Linked DNA regions of Homo sapiens: region 2 is linked to region 1. The links are chromatin loops, found by intact Hi-C in ENCODE. Cell type or tissue: endothelial cell of umbilical vein. All regions are shown on one strand. Region 1 overlaps EPHA5 (EPH receptor A5). Region 2 overlaps EPHA5 (EPH receptor A5).

What was found. Hi-C counts contacts between places; a loop is a spot of excess contacts. Peaks named below come from ENCODE experiments on the same cell type or tissue, not always from the same donor. Only the 100,000 strongest peaks of a DNase experiment are listed, where the experiment ranks them.
Region 2: a loop joins it to region 1, with 13 times the contacts of the local background. A loop is called at or near these places in 2 of 110 quality-filtered maps.

What each region holds. Positions count from the first base shown.
Region 1 is chr4:65,503,821-65,511,820 of GRCh38, reverse strand. All of the region lies in intron 3 of EPHA5 (EPH receptor A5), which reads left to right. Among named protein-coding and RNA genes, the nearest start is that of EPHA5-AS1, 160 kb to the left of the region's middle. In endothelial cell of umbilical vein, no CTCF peak of the experiment used is centred here; a DNase peak (open chromatin) is centred at 3,470; H3K27ac peaks cover 2,412 bases.
Region 2 is chr4:65,380,742-65,388,741 of GRCh38, reverse strand. All of the region lies in intron 8 of EPHA5 (EPH receptor A5), which reads left to right. Among named protein-coding and RNA genes, the nearest start is that of LINC02835, 140 kb to the right of the region's middle. In endothelial cell of umbilical vein, no CTCF peak of the experiment used is centred here; a DNase peak (open chromatin) is centred at 4,931; H3K27ac peaks cover 1,347 bases.

The DNA of each region.
Region 1 (8,000 bases):
ACAAATAAGTTTTAGCCTAGCAGGCATTGCTTAAAAACCAAAGTATTAGTCTGAGATATTAAAAGATGTTCTATGAAATTAAAATAACTGATTGCCTAAAAAATGTCGTTTAAATTACCCACAGGGTGAGCTAAGATTTACAAAACTTTTCTTAGAGCATTTGAAATTGTTACCTCTTTCTATGATTATAAGTTTTATAGAATTGGGGTTATAGAGTAAACACATATTAAAGGATTCAGAGTGTCAAATTCAAATATACATACATATATACACATATGCACTGTATTTTACAGTATAAGGTAAAATCTTCTTAAGTTAATGTTTACAAAATATATTTGATGTAGTCCCATTGATGAAATCTTACCATTACTATACATATATTTTGAAGATAAAAAAACTCATCATCACAACTAGTCATCACACACAGATAATCTTTCATTTATTTTTTAAACACTACAGATCAGTTAGTCCACGCCTAGAAAGTGTTCTTAACATATTATTGAAAGTTCAAGGACCTCTTATAAAGATAATTTTTTAAAGACATAACTTAGTTGATACCATACCAAACAGACACCCTACTTACCACATCTCCACCCTGTACTTTGTTGAGTAATGTAACATTAGTCAGCTTGGGTTGCCATAACCACAGGCTGGGTGGCTTAAGCAGCAGAAATTTATTTCTCACAGTTCTGAGTCTAGAAAGTCCAAGACCAAGGTGCCAGTCATTCATTTCTTGGTGTGGGCTCTCTTCCTGGCTTGCAGGCAGCTGCTTTCTCACTGTGTCCTCACCTGGCCATTCTTCAGTGATACAGGTGGAGAGACAGAGAGAGAGAGATTGATTGATTGATTGAGGGCTCATCCTCTTCTTATAAGGCACAAGAGCCCACTCTCATGACCTAATGTGATCATATTTACCTCCCTAAGGACCCATCTTCAAATGCCACCAAGTTGGGAGATACAGCTTTTTGGAATTACCTATACTTGAGCATCATATACAAGTCTAGCATGTTTGTGGACTATGTCAGGCACATGCCAGTGCCTCAACAGTTATTTTCAGTTCTACAGTGATTGTGAGATATCAATTTTGGATTGAAGTGGACAGACACCAAGGCAGCTAAAACTCAATGACCATTGCCAAATCAATCATAGTAACCATCCTAATGTTTTAAAACGGCTATTGAGTGCTTAGTTTCTGCTGCCAGCAGTTATACTCACACACATACACATTCTGATTAAAACCTTTCAGAAATTCCACAAAAGAGGTGCTATTTTATGATAAGGAAATGTCAAGGGTCATATAGAAACAGTGTAAACTTATTAACACTGAATTCAAGTCTATGTGACCTCAAAGTTCACAACCAAAAGAGAAGATACTGTGTGATTACATGGACTGGAAGAGCTAGGAACAGGCATATGGAGAATATAGTAATTAAGAAAAACTAGTAAATTAAAGTCTTGCTAACAGAAGTATGTATCCACCGAGCGTAGTGGCTCATGCCTGTAATCCCAGCACTTTGGGAGGCCGAGGTGGGCTGATCACCTGAGGTTGGGAGTTCGAGACCAGCCTGACCAAAATGAAGAAACCCTGTCTCTACTAAAAAAAAAAAAAAAACACAAAATTAGCCAGACGTAGTGGCATATGCCTGTAATACCAGCTACTCGGGAGGCTGAGGCAGGAGAATCACTTGAACTCGGGAGGCAGAGGTTGCAGTGGGGGGAGATCTCGCCATTGCACTCCAACCTGGGCAACAAGAGTGAAACTCCATCTCGAAAAAAAAAAAAAAAAAAAGAAGTATGTATCATCTGAAATTGCATAGAATAGACTTGAAATGTCGTCCACAATGGTTAGAACATTTGTAAGAAGGCTTAGCTGTGTTACCAGATCCACCTGTCCTGAACTCTCAGATTTTTCACTTAGTGCTTTTAAGAATTTAGGCATATTGTCTAGCATTGTACTTATAAAATCGAAATTTACTATTCACTTCATCTGATGATTATGCTAATGAAATGATCTGATTATGCTAATGAAATGATCTGAATCAGTGTAGAATTTTACTCACTGAATGACCCTAGTGAACATGCTGAATAAATGTTAGTTTGCTTTATTAATGTGGCTACTGGTATTACTGCTTTGTCATAGGGTCGCAAAAGTGTGAATGTTCTGATAAATAGTGGCAGATTAGTAATCATAAAATAACAATGGAAAAGGAATATGCTTTACAATATAGTCTAATATGGGTTAAGATATAACCGTAAAGTTTAAGTTCTCATCTTACAAAATCAGGACACTGTTTTCTAACCATCCCTATAATCAGTCTTTTAGAGTTATTGTTTTCCTGGCTTCCTTTTTCTTCCCTCTCTGGCTTCTGCAAAAAAGCCAAGACCCATTCGGGTTTTGAAATTGATATCCCCAGATAGCTAGGACACAAATATAGACTCTGGGAGGGATTGAATATTTCTGTAGTAATAATTGTATCAAACAGGTCGAACAGTTAACTAAATGTAGATAAATAATATATAATACTATGAAATATATTTGAGAGTTTACCTGGTTGAAACTTTTAGAAATAAGATATGTTGTTAAAGGACAGTCTTTGCCAAGTTATTTTGAGCGTGAATTTTCTATTCTGTAAGTAAAGAAGTATGTCTCTAAATGTTGACACCTGAAATTGTTTAATTTAAGACCCAGTAGGACACTTGCACACTGAAAATTAATGGCAAATCAATGACTGCTTTTACCAAATGAACTTCATTAGCCAGTTGGTTTTGCTAATTTAAAGATTTTCAATTCAAAAGAGGAATATTTTATAGATTTGCACTGAACATTTGCAAAATGGCTTGATTCATTTTAATTCTCAGCATACAGTTTGAAGAAAAGTAGTTTAAAGCAACTGTATGCCCAATGCGTTCTCTATATTTCCTGTACTATATTTATATTCATAGATACAGATATGCTACTCCAAGAAGACTTTCTCACAATCAGGGATAGTTTTTTTTAACACTTCTTTTTGTTTTTAAGTCAAATTACAGTGTGAAAACCTTTATCTATATCTAGCTATCTATGCTTTTAAAAAAAACTGCATTGTCAATGTTTTGATTAAATTATACACAACCTGGGCAATGATTATCTAACTTAACTGGGGAATAAGTTTCTTTTTGTTGTAATTGTTGCTTGATTTTAAAGGAAAGAATGTAATCGTGAATGCTTTTTATACTACATGTAATGGTTTTATTCTTTATTCCAAAATAGCACATAGTTAATTGTACTTTTTTATTTTATGAAAGGGAATATAATTTGTCAGATACATAGGATTTTCTTCTGAGTTAATGAACTATGATACAATGCCCAATAGTACAAGGAGAGATATTCATGACTGAAAACATTACTTCTATCTTAGCAATCAAGGCCAAGACCTTGCATATCCTTTTATAACAATGTGTTGGTTGCTTTTGTCCCTAAATGGAAGTTTTATTGCGTTAACCACAACATACTCACTCAATGATTCATAGCTGGACTTATTTTATGACCGTATAGACATGAATTAATCAAAGCAGATCTCACTACTTGAGTCTAAAATAATGTATACTTCAAATCAAATACACAGGCCATTAAGCTTTTCTTTCAATTACAGAATAAATCATCCAGCTTATATTTAAACTGTGCACCCTACCTATCAAGGCAATAAACATTCATGTTAACACAAATATTGCTCACAAAAGCCCATGTACTAAGGAAAAACTAAAAGCTGAAATAAGGTTATTTCATGAGTATTTAGTTCATATTTTTCATCATATTTATATGAAACAAAGTAAAAGAGCCTAAGGGTCATGATATTGAATCAACTTGTACACAAAAATTATGCTTGCCTATATTGAGAAAAAACTATGAGTGGGGAATTTGGGTATCTATTAATTTAGAGAAAATAATATATGTTGTATTATCATAAGCAAATACTAATATTTTTGTCATGGTTTCAAGTGAGATACCATTCATCCACAGATTTCTCTTTTTAAAAACATTCCCGATTGTATATCTATAAAACCCCATCATCTCAGCCAAAATCTCCTTAAGCTGATAAGCAACTTCAGCAGTCTCAGGATACAAAATCAATGTGCATAAATCACAAGCATTCTTATACACGAATAACAGACAAATAGGGAGGAAAATCATGAGTGAACTCCCATTCACAATTGCTTCAAGGATAATAAAATACCTAGGAATCCAACTTACAAGGGATGTGAAGGACCTCTTCAAGGAGAACTACAAACCACTGCTCAATGAAATAAAAGAGGTTACAAACAAATGGAAGAACATTCCATGCTCATGGGTAGGAAGCATCAATATCGTGAAAATGGCCATACTGCCCAAGGTAATTTATAGATTCAATGCCATCCCCATTAAGCTACCAATGGCTTTCTTCACAGAATTGGAAAAAACTACTTTAAAGTTCATATGGAACCAAAAAAGAGCCTGCATTGCCAAGACAATCCTAAGCCAAAAGAACAAAGCTGGAGGCATCACACTACCTGACTTCAAACTATACTACAAGGCTACAGTAACCAAAACAGCATGGTACTGGTACCAAAACAGAGATATAGACCAATGGAACAGAACAGAGCCCTCAGAAATAATGCCACATATCTACAACTATCTGACCTTTGACAAACCTGACAAAACCAAGCAATGGGGAAAGGATTCCCTATTTAATAAATGGTGCTGGGAAAACTGACTAGCCATATGCAGAAAGCTGAAACTGGATCCCTTCCTTACACCTTATAAAAAAATTAATTCAAGATGGATTAAAGACTTAAATGTTAGACCTAAAACCATAGAAACCCTAGAAGAAAACCTAGGCAATACCGTTCAGGACATAGGCATGGGCAAGGACTTCATGTCTAAAACACCAAACACCAAAAGCAATGGCAACAAAAGCCAAAATTGACAAATGGGATCTAATTAAACTAAAGAGCTTCTGCACAGCAGACAGAGTGAACAGGCAACCTACAGAATGGGAGAAAATTTTTGCATCTACTCATCTGACAAAGGGCTAATATCCAGAATCGACAATGAACTCAAACAAATTTACAAGAAAAAAACAAACAACTCCATCAACAAGCGGGCGAAGGATATGAACAGACACTTCTCAAAAGAAGACATTTATGCAGCCAAAAGAAGACATTTATGCAGCCAAAAGACACATGACAAAATGCTTATCATCACTGGCCATCAGAGAAATGCAAATCAAAACCACAATGAGATACCATCTCACATCAGTTAGAATGGCGATCATTAAAAAGTCAGGAAACAACAGGTGCTGGAGAGGATGCGGAGAAATAGGAACACTTTTACACTGTTGGTGGGACTGTAAACTGCTTCAACCATTGTGGAAGACAGTGTGGCGATTCCTCAGGGATCTAGAACTAGAAATACCATTTGACCCAGCCATCCCATTACTGGGTATATACCCAAAGGATTATAAATCATTCTGCAATAAAGACACATGCACACGTATGTTTATTGTGGCACTATTCACAACAGCAAAGACTGGGAACCAACCCAAATGTCCAACAATGATAGACTGGATTAAGAAAATGTGGCACATATACACCATGGAATACTATGCAGCCATAAAAAAGGATGAGTTCATGTCCTTTGTAGGGAATGGATGAAGCTGGAAACCATCATTCTCAGCAAACTATTGCAAGGACAAAAGACCAAGCACCACATGTTCTCACTCATAGGTGGGAATTGTACAATGACAACACATGGACACAGGAAGGGGAGCATCACACACTGGGGCCTGTTATGGGGTGGGCAGAGCAGGGAGGGATAGCATTCGGAGATATACCTAATGTTAAATGACGAGTCAATGGGTGTAGCACACCAACATGGCACATGTATACATATGTAACAAACCTGCACGTTGTGCACATGTACCCTAAAACTTAAAGTAGAATAAAAGAAAATAAATAAATAAAAGGAAAAGTTCACAAAAAAATTCCCTTGGTTAAATCACTCTCAAAAACATAGTTTTCTGGCTTTTCCCTAAACTTAAAAAATAATTACAAATGCTAGTTTTGCTTGAGAAGATGGAAAAGAGGTATAAATTCGGGCTTGCCAATTAACCCATGAAAATATGTTGAAAAATTTGCAAGGCACGGAGCTAAATTTAGGTGCTCTAAAAACTTAACGTGAGAGTGCATTTTCTCAATATTTTGTGAAGAAACCATCCCTTGACATTTTTGGCTTTATGCTTTCTCTAATTGAAGGCATGGTAAAATAAGGTGCTAGAAGCTTTATCACTTAAAATTTAAAAGTCATTTAATTTAATTTAATTCAATTTTCTGCTTTTCTAAAGTACAAATTCACAAGAAACTGGATTTATTAAACTCATTTGACAGTGGATGCTTCTTGTTTTTATGAAGAATTTAAGTTGTTAAATCTGTTCAAAAGTGCCATTTGTTCATAAGACCAAAATGACACAATAAAACAAGCATTAATAGTATGTTTGTGTCAAGATGAACTCTCATTCAGATAGATATCTTTTTTCTATGAAGTAGAAGAAATAAAAGTTTAAGAGTAGAGAAGGCATAATGCTTAATTCAAACGTAGCTTATTCTAACTTTTCCTAGTCTTTTAGTGTGTTCTTTCCAAGTCTGTTCATTTTGACAGCAGAAATACTTCTTTCCAATTCTCAAATCTTTATCTAATTAAAATTTGTGATGAAGTGGGAAATATGTAACCAAATACTTAAAATGTTTTGCACATAGACAAGCTTACATTTTTATATATACCCTTATACACACTATTATTGAAGTACTCTTATTTCTTAACTAATTCACATTTATTTGTTTGGGATAGAAGAACTGCTTAGCATCTTAAGTAAAATAAAAACGTAAATTTATCTAAAAGAACTTAGTGCTATAGAGGAATCAATGATCAAGGGGAAATCAACTCTGCTTTGAAAGATACCTGAATTATATTATTTATGATAAGTATTTATATTATACAAATTGTTCCTAGAAACCTTTGAAGAATGGCTGAAATCATGTGGCTTTTATTTCAGTGGAGGTTCAATTAGATAAACAAAAAGTAATATTGTGATTTACGATAGTCTGCAGTCAAAAAGCCATGTGTCAGTTCATTCTAGGCCAAAATGAGCTTCATGTTTAGCTACTATATGTCAAGCACATCCGCATTGTCGAGATGGAGACATACACCATCACATCACTACAGAATGTCTTTCCATAAATATTTTTCCATACCCTTGGCATTTAGACTTGTAAAACTGAAATTAGTTCAGCTTAACTATTTTATCTTAGGAGGCTACATTATTTGTCAGTGAATAGTTTAGAAATGTATAACAATCAAATCAATGTACTTCACTTGAGCATGACAAACTTTCTGTCCTAGATTATTTGGTGAATTTGTTCTATCTATATATATATATATATTTTTCAATATATTTTAAAATTTTCTAACTTTGCTGGTAATGGAGTATAGAAGTTGTTATTTTAAAAATAAAACAGGGAGTGACATCTGGTACATAATAAATTTTTACCAAATTTAAAAGTATTTTGCCATTTTTGGAATACTAAATGAGGTAATAATCTCTTTCTCTGAATTATGGGAAGGAAATTAGTATTATAATTAATCATTGATACTATGTGATAAAACACTTCTATAAAATATATAGATGTAACAATATAAAAATGTGAAATTGATAATCCTAATCAATTTCTAATACTTTACACAGCTTTATTTTATTTATGATTTTATTTATATGTACACACACTACCATTTATATTACATATATACACATTACAACATATACATATACCTGTTACTGATGGTCCACAATTTGGTTAAATATATGTGTGTGTGTGTGTGTGTGTGTGTGTGTGTGTGTGTATCACACACATGAATGCTATTAAAATTGTCTTGAATGACTTTTTAAAAATGTGTATGTTAATATTAAACACCATTAAGCAATTAGTGT
Region 2 (8,000 bases), 120 kb after region 1:
TTCGCAACCTACTCATCTGACAAAGGGCTAATATCCAGAATCTACAATGAACTCCAACAAATTTACAAGAAAAAAACAACCCCATCAAAAAGTGGGCAAAGGATATGAACAGACCCTTCTCAAAAGAAGACATTTATGCAGCCAAAAGACACATGAAAAAATACTCATCATCACTGGCCATCAGAGAAATGCAAATCAAAACCTCAATGAGATACCATCTCACAACAGTTAGAATGGCAATCATTAAAAAGTCAGGAAACAACAGGTGCTGGAGAGGATGTGGAGAAATAGGAACACTTTTACACTGTTGGTGGGACTGTAAACTAGTTCAACCATTGTGGAAGTCAGTGTGGCGATTCCTCAGGGATCTAGCAGTAGAAATACCATTTGACCCAGCCATCCCATTACTGGGTATATACCCAAAGGATTATAAAACATGCTGCTATAAAGACACATGCACACGTATGTTTATTGTGGCACTATTCACAATAGCAAAGACTTGGAACCAACCCAAATGTCCAACAATGATAGACTGGATTAAGAAAATGTGGCACATATACACCATGGAATACTATGCAGCCATAAAAAATGATGAGTTCATGTCCTTTGTAGGGACATGGATGAAATTGGAAATCATCATTCTCAGCAAACTATCACAAGGACAAAAAACCAAACACCTCATGCTCTCACTCATAGATGGGAATTGAACAATGAGAACACATGGACACAGGAAGGGGAACATCACACTCTGGGAACTGTTGTGGGGTGGGGGGAGGGGGGAGGGATAGCATTAGGAGATATACCTAATGCTAAATGACAAGTTAATGGGTGCAGCACACCAGCATGGCTCATGTATACATATGTAACTAACCTGCACATTGTGCACATGTACCCTAAATCTTAAAGTATAATAAAAAAAAAGAATGAGACATACAAAAAAAATGAATTTAGATGGACAAATATGTAATAAACCAGTATTCTACATTTGTATGACTTCCATGCTTTTTGTAATACATGGGAACCTCTTAATGATTTGTTGTGTTGTTGATATCTAACTTTTCCTGACTCAGCCCTGTTCTACCTGTTCCAAACGTACATACTGTAGTCTTTTGGATTTACCTCTTCTCTAGTAATTTGGGAAGTAGTGGGCCAGGGTAAGGCTTTTTTTTAAGGCTTAATGATGTATTATTAATCATTTCAAACCTGTGCTAGTGTATACTGTTGCTTTTCAGCCCCAATAGGGAAAAAGCTACTTTTAAATATAAGTAGATGTGCATTTTACCACCCTGTATCTTTCTGCCTAAGCCTTGGGGCTTCTAAATCTTCATCCAATAAATTGAAATGAGAAGGAACTTCTGTATATCTCAAATATCTGAATGGAGCTTGTACAGTTTAGCCCATTTGTTCCTATCAGTTTCCAAAGCCATGGTGACTGGATCCTGCTCCAGTGTATCCAAGCCTTTGGACAGCGCCCCCAGCTCCAAGGAGGACTCTGAAATAACCCAGCTTGGAAGTCTATTAGGGGATCATCTCAGTATAAACCAAATGTCCTAAGGTGAAAATCACTATCAATCCTGCTTCCACTTACCGCCCAACCCCCGCCCCCACTGCATTGTGTCTCCATAGACTCCAAGTGCTCAGATTGCACCTGCACCACTTTAGCTATTTTCCAACATATTCTTAGAGGTTAGATTAATGGCCACGTCCTTAGATGAATGCCCTGATTTGCTGACATTACCAAGACGTCTTGCTTCTTCACTTTCCTATAAGTTTCAGCCTTTTTTTTTTATATTGCAGGTTACAAATTTGGCAGAGTTAAGTCAATTGCCCTAATTTCTCACTAAGCTGCTATTTTTATTTAGGTAGGCATTTCTTAATTCTTATTTTAAATTACAAAGAACATAAAAGACAAAATTCAGAAAGAAAGTTAATCATACCACCAGAAGCAAACAGTATTAATATTTTGCCATATATATTTAAGATGTCTTTTGTACAGTTGAATTTTTAATTGGTAGTTTTGTTTTCTGTTTTTTTTACTTAACATAACAATATAAAATTTATATGAGCAATTAAAAATATTTTAAAAGCAAAAATTTAGTGTCTGTTAGGTATGCTAATGTTTGATCTTTGTCATGAATGTTTTGCTCTCTCTGTGTGTGTATAACTGTTATTGTTTGAGAGAAAGATTTTGTGTGCCTCTGTGTGTGCATGTTTTGTATCTTACTATTTCTGTCATTAATGTCCTTAGAACACATTCATAAAATTCAAAGTAAGGGTCAATGCATATGAATATTTTTAAGATTGTTTATACATATTGACAAATGGCCCTTCTGAACTACTGTACAATTAGCATTCCCCTCAATGGTACATGATATTGGTAGTTCACAACCTAGAACATCGTTGCTTATTTAATAGGAGAAAAATAGCTGTGCATTTATAATTAAATTTATTTTTATTTTTAGATTTAATGAGATCATTCACTTATAAGCAAAAAGTACAGTCATTAGCTGTTTTAACATCTGTTTTGTAAATTGCATGAACAGGCTCTTTACCCATTAAAACTAGTGGGATTGTAGCACTTCACAGAACAGAGCTATATTATTGAAAGTGTCAACTTTTGTGTTTTAGTAATGTTTATTTTGCACGGGATATAAAAAAATCTTTAAAATGTTAATTTTGTGTACGTGGGGATTTAAATTGATATTTTCCAAAGACTTATGTGAGTACTCAGCAGTGGTTTTCACTCTCCTCCAAAAATCTTATAGGTTTCTACATGTAGCATGTACTAAATAAGCAGCTACACGGGTATTATTTTGTCTATGTTGGCTCTGGGCTATGAAAGCCGTTCTATTAATCTGTCTGATTTTTATCAGTATTATACAAATATAAATATTATAATATTAAAATATTTTTCAATGTTTGGTCAGGTAAATTCCTGTTGGAGATCATATATAGTCACAATTACGAATATTTTATAAAGGTACATTTTTGTGAATATAATCACACACATACATTTATACACAATTCAATGTATAAAGCAATTGTAACCATAATTAATCACTGTTATGTATACAATGTATTAAATATTTCACATTTATCACCAGCACAATATTTAATTTTAAATAATTATGGCAACTATTATAATATGTGATTTTAATGCTACTGATCAATACTAATAAAAAACAGAATGTAGTTGCATGGAATTTGAATAGTGTGATATGAAAATGTGACATTTAGCTTCCTCTTAAGTCATTCTAGAGTATGTTCAATTATCATAATATGTTTATCACAAAATACACACATTCCTTGAGTTTTGGTAATTTCAGTATATTGCCGCAATTACTTTTATTATTTGAGAGAGACATAATTAAATGGAAAGCTTAGTCTTTCTGATTTTTCCACCTTAAAAGTTTCATGCTGATAGATGTGATTCAATTTTAGAAAAATACTAGACAGACATAATGGAGGGAGCTAAACAATGTACATATTTGACTTGTTTCTTTTACTTATTTTCTTCTTTTTTTGAACCCACTCATATTTTTAATTGATGTTATTTTTTCATTAAATGAGTATTTAAAACAGTACTTTCAAAGCTGTGTTTATAAACGTTATTTATTTGAGCTGACGAAAACAGCATCACTTATTTGCAACTTTATTTGCTTTCAAATTTTCTCTCCTTTTCTCAAAATAATTTAAAACCTAAAATAGCTGAGCACAAATAGGTTCATCATGATAATCCTACGTTCTTTTCTAAGAGGCCCCCGAGACAGACGTGTTTCAGCTGTGAAATGACTGGGGGAGGAAGAGCTCAGTGGAAGAAGCTTAGCAAATTTAGGCTCCTAGAAATGGAGGTAATTGATGTTTGCTCAGTGTAGGCATCGTTCTGCAGGAGTAAGAAACATGATTCAGTATGTTGTATATCAACACTATTATTATGCTGGAACAGAAATAAGATGGTCGTTGATTGCAAAGATGAATCCATATATTTTCCCTTTATTGAACTAGTAAAGATTATCTCTTCTGTGGAAATAAGCTGAAATCACCCAGCTGAGAACAAACACAGAGTATTTTTTCCACAGCTTACTACAGAAGAGGATCAGCCAACATCACATGCATTTGGTAGAAACCCAAAGGCAGACAGGATAGGGTAATAATGGGGACAAAGAGAAGGCTTCAGTTAGGCCCAGATTTGGAGGTTGTTGGCATATTGAAGCTGGAAATGGGCTACCTAAAATCAGAGCATCCTAGGTGATTTGGCTTCCTTTGTTTGATCCTGAATTGGAAATAGGGACCAAAAATTAGGGAAGTTTGCAGTTATTAGGTTCTAACCATTTGGTCTGATTGCTACAAAGGTTATGGTTTGACTTCTTGGACCAGTTGCTATAGATTGTGAGTATTTGGAACAAATTGAGAAGAAATCAGTGTGAGAATAGAAGATAAAATTATCTCTGCTTAAATGAACACAGAAATATTGATAGAGGAGTGGTAGATTTGAACTACACCTTGAGGGTGAAGATAAATTTTACCAGAGATGGTCGGGAGAGTATGATGGAAAAAGGCGCATGGGTATGAGTGCATATGGCATGCCCAGTTTCCTGTGACTCCTTAGCCCAGACTATTTGGCCTTCCACAGCCTCTCCTGTGTCCCTGCACAACCTCATCTTCTATTCCTTCCTGACTCATTAATGGCAGGAACTTTCTCGTATACAAACCGATTTTTGAAAAATAAGGAAGTTAATTTTTACATGCACATCATACACATGCAAGATTTTCTTTTTAAAAAAATTATATTTTTCCAGAATATGATAGTGTTTAATATTGTTTAGTTTTTATTGTGGCTCCAAATGGGAATATGGCTTACGTGATTCATATCATATATATTTTTTATGTTATGAATCACTGAGAAGGCATTCAAAAATTTTAAAACCACACCTTCCTTCCTACTTCCCCCAACCCCTTTTCTTACTTTTAAACAAATATTAGAAGAAGAGATGTCCAAGTGTCTGAGTCACTGATTTATAATAAGTTGGTAGGAAGATACCATTACTCCTTCAGACTGGCAGATATTATGACCAGGGCATTATTGAAGTCTTCTAAAATAGGATATGCGCTCTAGAGTGAGCTCAATAAAATCCATCATCCCAAAATATCAGAGGGAACTCCACAATAGTCATAGTTCCATGCTGGGTTTTTTTCCCTATAATGTTCTTGCCAAAGATAAAAATAGTGTTTCTTAATATTTCTTTTCTTGCTTTGTTTTTACTGGTAGCAGTGAAAGTGATAATGGTGGTAGCAGTGGTGATTGTGATTTTGTTCTTCAAGAAATACAGGAAAGATTTTTAGGAGTGAACATAACTCTTTCTAACCTGTTATTGTTGCCACTAATATCATGTCCAGGCCTTTCATAATTATTGGAAATATTAATTGGGAGAGCAAAGGAGAAACCACATCTGACTTTAATTTTCTTAATGGAATTGGACCTGATTAATGTATATGTGTGTGTGTGTGTGTGTGTGTGTGTATATCATATATGCATCATGATGTATATATGATACATATATACCATATATATGATATATATACATCATTATTGAAGTCTTCTTCATATCATATATCTGATATATATGTTTTTAATACTTTTTATGCATAAGATTTTTACATATAAAATTTGTACATAATTTACATATATATAATGTATATATAAATTATATGTTTAATTATATATAATCTCTCTCTATATATACATACTTACCAAAGAACATATTATTTATAAGCACCTCCAGGCACTTTTGAAGTTTCTGCTTACATGCAGGCCATTAATATGCTAATTACAAGCCTTTCCCTTGTATTCATTAAGTAAATTCCCAAAGAACTATTATAATACACATCAGTTCAATACAATACGTGTTTATTGAGTATCTCTTGGATCAGTGTTTCTCAACCTGGAGAAAATTTAGAATCAACTTACAGATTTTGAAAAATAATGATGTTTGAGTTCCACAATCAAGATGTTCTGATTTAATTATTGTAAAGTAAGGCCTGGACTTTTGTTTTTAAGCTTCCTTGTTGATTCTAATGTGTAGCCAGGTTTGGAACCACTGTGTTACACATGAGTAGAGAACTGTTGTTATGTAATTTCTTCACTATTAAAGAATAGCATATAGATTCTCAGTAAATGTTTACTAATAATGAGAATGACTGTATCTTCTACCGCAGCAAAAAGTTTATGAAAGATGGTTAATATTTGATAAAATTTATTTTGAGTTCAAATATATATTGGAATAAGCAAATTGTATCTAACACGTTTAATAACATTTGCTAATTGAATCAATTCCTTTACCTGTGGCATTCGTGGAGGAAGAACTTAATGTTTTATAATGATCTCTGGCCCATTAGAGTAATGAAACAAAGTAAAAACAGAGAGTCATTATTGAAGTATAGCTTGAAAAAAAATAATTGAAGTGTTTTCTAAATATGTCTCACCTCAAGTTTTTTTCTGCTTTCATTTAGTTTGATATTTCTAGGTCCTAATAGTTTTTTTTAGAGTAAGAAATAAGGAGAGTGTCTGATTACAGTGTTAATGTGAATTAGTTTTTGTTTGTTTGTGTTTTTGACTTTTTCCTTAAGATGAATGGCCGCACAGGAGACACTTAGATTTGTACAATTTGGGGGATTTTTCAAAGAAATTCATGTTAAGTGCATAATTTATTTAAGGTGCACCTCAGTCATTTATATGATTTAATCTCTATTTAAAACTTGCATTTAAATAATGTGGTAGAGTTTGGGTCATCAAGTATTTTTAAGGTGTTGATATTTTAATGTTGAAGGTGCTTGCCTCTTTGATTCCTAGTGAGGGCTCTCTTACCACCTTGCAGAAGGTTGCCTTCTTGCTGTGTCTTTATATGGAGGGAAGGGACAAGGGAATTCCCTCAAACCTGTTTGATAGAAAACTGACCTCATTCAAGAGGGCTGGGCACTTATGATCTTATCAGCTTCCAAATACCCTACCTCCTAAAATCATCACTTTTGAGGTCAAGACTTCAACATACAAATTTGGCGGAAACACATTTAGTACTATGCAGTTTTGCATCCTGAAATATTTTAAGGAATGTATAAAACTATTAACATTGTAGTGTTAATTACAAGTGAACAATTTATTCAGTGTTATTTGGTTAATATTAGCTATGTGTTTAAATTCTTTTTAATCACTTAAAAACTCATGGCCTTTAATGAAATATATTGCAATAAGTATCATTACTGGATTTGTTTAATTTTTTTTGAAATTATAAAGTACAACTTTTAAAAAATGAAACCAGGGTGAACTAAAAATTTTTCCATAATGCAATGAATGTAACATTTCAGCACAATGTCTCTTACACATTTGACATATGCCTATGCCATCATTTTACTTTTCTTCACACCGATTTTTACCTAATTTTTAAAAATTTAATATTATACCATATTTACATTAATTGCTTCATAGACTCCACATATATACTTTGGTTTACTGAACAAATATTTTATCATTTAGTTGCTTTAAAAGCTATGCTCAGCCTTATGTATATTACAAATAATATACATTATAATAATATAGCTCACTCTTTGCCCTAAGACTGTCTTAATATAGTAATATCACTTAAAAACTTTCTAAGTGCTGACTGTGAGCCCCAAACAGTGCAGAGAGCTTGACATATATGATCAAACTCATTCTTCAAAGCAACCCTGTGTGGTGCAGGTTTTATTATCTCATTTCATCAGTGACTAGATTATCCAAAGCTATGCATCTAGTAATGGATATATTCAAGACTGCTTCTAGTTTGACTACAAACCCCATGATCTAACCATTTTGTGAAACAATAGGGCCAAAGCATGAGAACATTTTATTGCCTTTTGATAGGTTTAGAATTTTGTTTTCTAAAGGATTGGTGCCACTTTTCAGTGTCACTTGCCACACATAAGAACACTAGCTCCATTCTGTTTTCTCTAGCCCTGAATATCAT